2 separate regions of the Mus musculus genome follow, and region 2 is linked to region 1. A link is a loop called in an ENCODE intact Hi-C map of the cell type or tissue named here. Cell type or tissue: heart. All regions are shown on one strand. Links, peaks and the distances in the headings refer to the core of each region. The heading gives the core; the rest is flanking DNA.

Region 1 (2,908 bases), core at 225-2,724:
GGTGGTGATACCAAGAGTTCAGGTGGGACTCAAAGCAGCTTTTTGAGCTGTGACTGTGGCCTGCAGGATCCAGTCGCTGCCATGAGACAGAGCTGCATCAGGAACCTGAGAACGGGTCTGGCCATCCTGGGCTTTCCCCGTCACTAGCCTCAGTAGCGTCTGCAGCTTCTCCGTGGGCTGTGTGTCATGTGCCACATCTATAAAACACCCTTTCAAAAGAACCTTCTAGGCACATTTTTAAGGGAGGCCTAAGAAGGGAGGCTGTCCTGGGAGCATGGCTGCCCTGGGAGCACGGCTGTCCTGACAGCTTCCAACTCTCTGAGAGGACATGCTCTGTCCCAAACACCTTGGTGATCACCTAACGGTATAGGGACAATGGAGACCCATCAGCTGACCAACTGTCACAGAGTCCTGACATTTGTCAGCCTAGATGTCCCCCAAAGGCTCAGGGCATTGCTATGCAAACTATTTGGTTTAGTTGTTGTTTTTTATTCATTAGAGCAACTCAGTGTGGGGAGGTTTTCTGGAAAGGGTACCAAGAACCTTCTCCCTTGGGAGTGTCGAAGTCACCTGGGGCTACTGCTGTAGAATTCATCTATTCAGGGCCCTGACAAAGTTCTCCGGTAAATGACCTAGAAGACAGCACAGGCTGAGCTTCAATCAATGTCACTCACGCCAGAGGCTGCAGGTGGCACAAGTAACATCTGCCATTCACTCTGAGGCGATGACAGTCAAAGATGATGGAGAGATGGCAGGATGGAGAGGTAGCTGCCTGTCAAAGGAGGGGGCGGAGCTACTGTGTGTGGTCATGAGACTAGTGGGGGTGGCCCTGGGGTTTACCATGCGCCTGCATCTTCTGTTAGGATGTTCTCCTGGTCAGATAACTGGAGAACAATTTCAGTGGCCTGTGGTACCTGCCAGGTGATTTTCTGGGCCTCTCCGGCATGGTGGAGTGGATGAGGCTAAGGGCCTAGAACTCCAAGATGAAACTTGAGTCTGTAAGAGGGGGGAGCAGAAAGAGCCTGATGGTAGGGGTGCAGAAGGAGTGGAGACTCTGGACTCTGAGTTCTTATGGAAGAAGGCTTGCTTCCAGAGATGGCTCAGATGTCTTTGGCTGATTGTGAATGGTATGTGCTCCTGCTTGGAGGGAAGGGGGTTCCCCCTTGGTTTGCTGAGCTTGCTCAGAGTTCCCAGGCCAGGCTCTGAACCCAACAGGGAGGGTGAGTCTGGAACCCTCTTGAGGGCTGGCTCTGCCCCCAGGAGACCAGGGGCAGCTGGAATTCTCTCTTCCAGGGGACAGGGTGGGGTCGGGCTCTCTGCTCAGGTCACAGAGACACACAGATGTGATGCTTCATCTCAGGGACTTCGACCATGCAGTGCAGTCTCCGGATGGATCCCGCTGTATAGCAGTTCTTTGTAGGCCTTGCAATAACCATCCCCTGCAGGGGGGCGGGCAGCGGCAGCAGCAGCACCCCTCCCTCCTCAGCCTGACCAAGTGATGCTAACCAAGATCACTTGGTTTAACCATTGTCCCCTCCGGCCTCACCACTCAGGCCACCGACTGCAAGCAGGCCTTGTGGCTCTCCTCCCTCTGGACTGTGAGGCAGGGCTGTGCCACCAGAGGGCAGTGTCGGGGCCTGGGGAGTGCCTGTATCTGGGAACCAGGTAGTTGACCGTCTCTCTGGCAACCTTGGACACCTCTAGGGGTTGCAGGGAGCTTTCGCTGCAGTGTGCTTCCAGTCCTTCTGGGATGAAGTACATCCCCTGGGGCTCAGTCACCTGCAAGGAAGTAGTGACAGAGAGGACCATCTTTTCTGATCACGTTGAAACCGGGTGTGAAAATTGAGGGAAGGACAGGAGTTGGGGTGGGGTGGGGGAGCCTCGAGGCAGCTGACGTCTTCTGTGGCACCCTTCATTTCTGAGCAGCATGCCCCAGACCTAGTTACCTTTTCTGCCCGTCTCCTTTACTTTGGTTTGTCTTCCCCCAAATCCAAAGAGCAGATAGATGTTTGTATGAAGCCAGGACACCGTCACGTTAACCAGGTACTCACAGGGTTAGGAGGGGAGATCTCTGGTCATTACCTTGGTGTGAACAATCCAGATTCCGGCTGCAATGCTACCAGAACCAAACAACTTGGTCCAGAGCCCAGAACTTCTGCCTCGAAACTCATAGGGTTCCTTCTGGTGGCTATGAGCCCCACCAAATGGCATCTGGCTGTGAAGGAGCGCCTGCCAACTCACCTGACTTAGTGACCCAGACAGACCTTAGGTGCTGAGAAATCAAACAATACCTTCAAGATTCCCTTTCCCTTCTCTCTCCCACCTCACCCTGAGGGCGCAGGCACCACCATCCATATACGAGCTCTGGGGACATGTGGTGTGGCCTGTGATCAGAAAGCTGTGTACCTTCTCGTGCATCAAGGGGTCCATTTCACAAGCCACAGGGACCCCAGGGTCATGTAGGAAGTGTTCTTATCCCACTGGACAAAGTCACAACTGGTCTTCAGCCATCCCACACAGTGGCATCTCTCCTTGGAGGTCCATGCATTGGCCCCTGGAGATAGTGCGTCCCATCCTGTTCTGACAAGTTCCCCCCAGGGTCTTGCCTACAAAGCCCCACAGAGTTCTTTATGGCTTGATGCCCTCAGGATGGAGTGGCAGGGTTGCTCATCGTAGTTCCACAAGGATATCTGCTTGCAGATCGATGTCTGTGTTAGAGCCTCAATACCCAGGTGCCCTCAGGGCTCTCTGCACCTGCTGCGGCCATGTGCTCACTGCCTGTTCCTCTCCTGCCTACCCCCTCCCTCTTGTGGGAGAGTTAGACATGGGTAGCCTGCTGTCTGTGTGCGGGAGCCAGTGCTGGGCTGTCCTCTGGCCCCAGATCTGAGACGTCTGCCATCAAGAGAGG
Region 2 (2,908 bases), core at 185-2,684, 53 kb after region 1:
TATCATGTAGTGGTTCCAGTCTCTTGTGGCAGGTAGATCTTAAGGGACCAAGCAGTGTGCTGCGAGTCACTGATATGCACGGTTAGGTTGTCTGCTCATACACTAGTGGAAGGGGATCTATCTGCCGTAGAGGTTAGATGACCAGCTCACCCCAACAAGCGGCACAAGCCTTGGATGCTCGGTTGTAGTTAACACCGAGCCTTTCCATCCAGGAGCTTGTGGAAAGACCTTTGTCCTCGTGGGAGGGGTTCTATCTGTGGTCATGTTTATGGGTATCTTCCTCATGCCACCCCAGAGATTCGTGGGTAGAGAGACGGACTCAAACTATTCGAAGGTCTTCACTGGGGCAGGAGAATTGTTTGGCATCAATAAATCATTTTCCTACTAAAAGAGGCCGTGACAACCCACACAGAGATGAGCAAACACCGATTCTTCAGCTAGAAATGTACTTTGTTGCTGTTTCCTGACTAACTTGGGGCGACAGTCCTGATCGGTCCCTTGGCCTCGGTTCCCCAGAACCCACCCATTCTACTTAAGGGGGAACAAGCCGTCATTACAGAATCTCTTCATTTTGCAATTGCCTTTTCATAAGTAGCACTTTCCCAAAATAAAACAGTTTTTGTTGTAGCTATGACTGTCTGGGAACTCACTAACGTAGAGCAGGCTGCCCTTGAACTCACAGAGATCCACCTTTGCTCAAAGCCAAGCCTAGACCTGTGTCGTCGTCTTCTTCTGTGTCCCCCAGAACTTGTTGTAGAGACTGGTGTGTGAACGCTCTGCTGAGGTTTGTTGCATAACTGGAATAAATATTTGGGTTCTGAATCTTGATCATATAAAGAACGAGTTAGATGGTGATCTCTCGAAGTGAATACCAATATCACTTTAAAGATGAGAAAAGTCAAGGCTCTGGAAAGCTTAAGTCCAAGGTCCCAAGCCTAGCTAGCAGCGGGGCTGGGATTGGAGCATAGTCCGGCTGTCTCTGAAGCCCAGCCTTATCTCCCTAAGAAGCCGAGGAAGAAGGCAGTCCACTCTGGAAGTCTGTGTACTGTGGACAGGAAATCTGGGCAGGCTTCCGAAGGGAACACGCATGGTAAACTCAGGCAGGCAATTCTGAAGCAGGGCAAGTGGCTGCAGCCACCACTGGAAGGCTGTGTGAGCCCTCTTTGTGCTGGAGCTGATAGGAACACACCGACCACCCACTATGCACCACGCACTGCTGGTCCCAGGGGCACCTTCCTGGGCCTGACACACAGCTAGCTGGCCAGCAGCTGGGCTCTGGCTCTGGTCTCTAGGGTCCAGGGCTCATGTCCTCATCTGGAATTCAGAACAATACGATGAAGAGTCCAGCTTTCCAAGACACGTAGTTATGAAAACACAAGAACACAGCTCTCCCAAGCAGCTCCACTCCGGTGAACTCAGTGGACCTGGGCTGGCGCAAACAGACCTGCATTCTTACCCCCAGCCAGAGTCCGTGCAGAAGTCCCCTGTGCCCACAGATGAAAGCATCTCCATCCTAGCTTAATTCCGGATGAGTATCCTCCCTCCAAATTATGAGAGGAAATTCAATATTATTTTAGGACTTGCCTTTGCATAATAGCCTCGGGGAGAAAAACAATCCAGGGCTTATGTCAAACACAAACAAGCTGCTCCCTCAGCCGACAGCCCCAATTCTGCCCGAGGAGGAGCTGGGCATCGAGGAGCTATACCTGTCTGGATAGCTCAAGAACAGGTCACAGCCACATGAGTGCATGGTGGGTGGGCAAGGGATGGACAGAAGCCTCCAGCACATGCTGAACAGTGTTGGGGATCTTCCTGCTCTAGGCATGGCGCTGACCCCAGAGTATTGGATTTGCCCCCTTTAAGGAAAGCAGGGTCAGCCAGTGCATCCCTCTTGCCTTGAATACCTGGCAAAGTTACTGCCATGAGGAAGGAGGCGTGGCTGCAGGTGTGGCCCTGGAGGCCTTGATGGTAGAGGACGTGCCTGTAGGCGTGGTCTTGGAAGGTGAGGGTGTGGCCTCTGCTGTTCAATTGTTTCTTATTCTCAGAAGGAGGTATGAGCAGTTAATCTTTGCAAGTCGGGTGGCTGGCTTCTAGGAACAGTGTGGCATTGAGGATCCTTCTGGATCCCCCAAAGGCGATGCCAGCCAAGTTCAAGATACACAAGACAAGATCAAGTCAAGTTCCAGAACAGCCTGGCCAGTGATGCTGGCACACACCCTTAATCTCAGCACTCAGGAGGCAGAAGCAGAGTTTGAGGCCAGCCTGGTCTACAGAATGAGTTCCAGGACAGTCAGGGCTACACAGAGAAATCCTATCTCCCCCCCCCCCAAAAAAAAAAAAAAAAAAACCCAGAAAACAAATCCACCAGACAATCCCCACAGCCATTGCAGGGTGTTAACTGTTCCCACCACCCTGGTTCACAGATGAAGCAGGCTCACTCTCGCTGCATTGGGTAGACATGAGCCAAAGGGTGAGGAAGTGCAGACCCGGGGGCCAGAGCCACCGTGAAAGGAGGGCAAGCTGCTTCTTCGTTTTTCTTTTTCTCATTGCTGGGGAAAACACTTGGCCAAAGCAACTTAAGGGAGAATGGGTTTCCTTGTCCTCACGCTGTGAGGGAAACATAAATCATGGTGGGAAAGACTTGATGGCAGGAGCTTGAGACACCAGGTTACAGGGCACCCATAGTCAAGAAACAGCTGGTCACGGGTCACCCACAGGCAGGAAGCAGAGAGAGATGAACGCTGGTGCTCAGCGCACCTCCTTTTCATTCAGTCCAGGGCCTTAGCCCAGGGATGGCTCTGCCACATTTAGGCCTTCCCAGTCTAAAGCCTTTCTCAGAGATGTGCTCAGAGGTGTATCTCCTAGGTGATCCTAGATCCATCCTATCAAGACTGGCAATTGCATTGAT

What was found. Peaks named below come from ENCODE experiments on the same cell type or tissue, not always from the same donor. Only the 100,000 strongest peaks of a DNase experiment are listed, where the experiment ranks them.
Region 2: a loop joins it to region 1, with 2.1 times the contacts of the local background. A loop is called at or near these places in 2 of 42 quality-filtered maps.

What each region holds. Positions count from the first base shown.
Region 1 is chr8:122,161,598-122,164,505 of GRCm38, forward strand. It overlaps a transcript of Zfp469 not described here. Among named protein-coding and RNA genes, the nearest start is that of Gm39268, 13 kb to the left of the region's middle. In heart, for the core only: a CTCF peak has its summit at 1,611 (motif pointing right); a DNase peak (open chromatin) is centred at 1,624; H3K27me3 peaks cover 303 bases.
Region 2 is chr8:122,214,663-122,217,570 of GRCm38, forward strand. It overlaps a transcript of Zfp469 not described here. Among named protein-coding and RNA genes, the nearest start is that of Zfp469, 14 kb to the right of the region's middle. In heart, for the core only: no CTCF peak of the experiment used is centred there; a DNase peak (open chromatin) is centred at 1,179; H3K27me3 peaks cover 293 bases.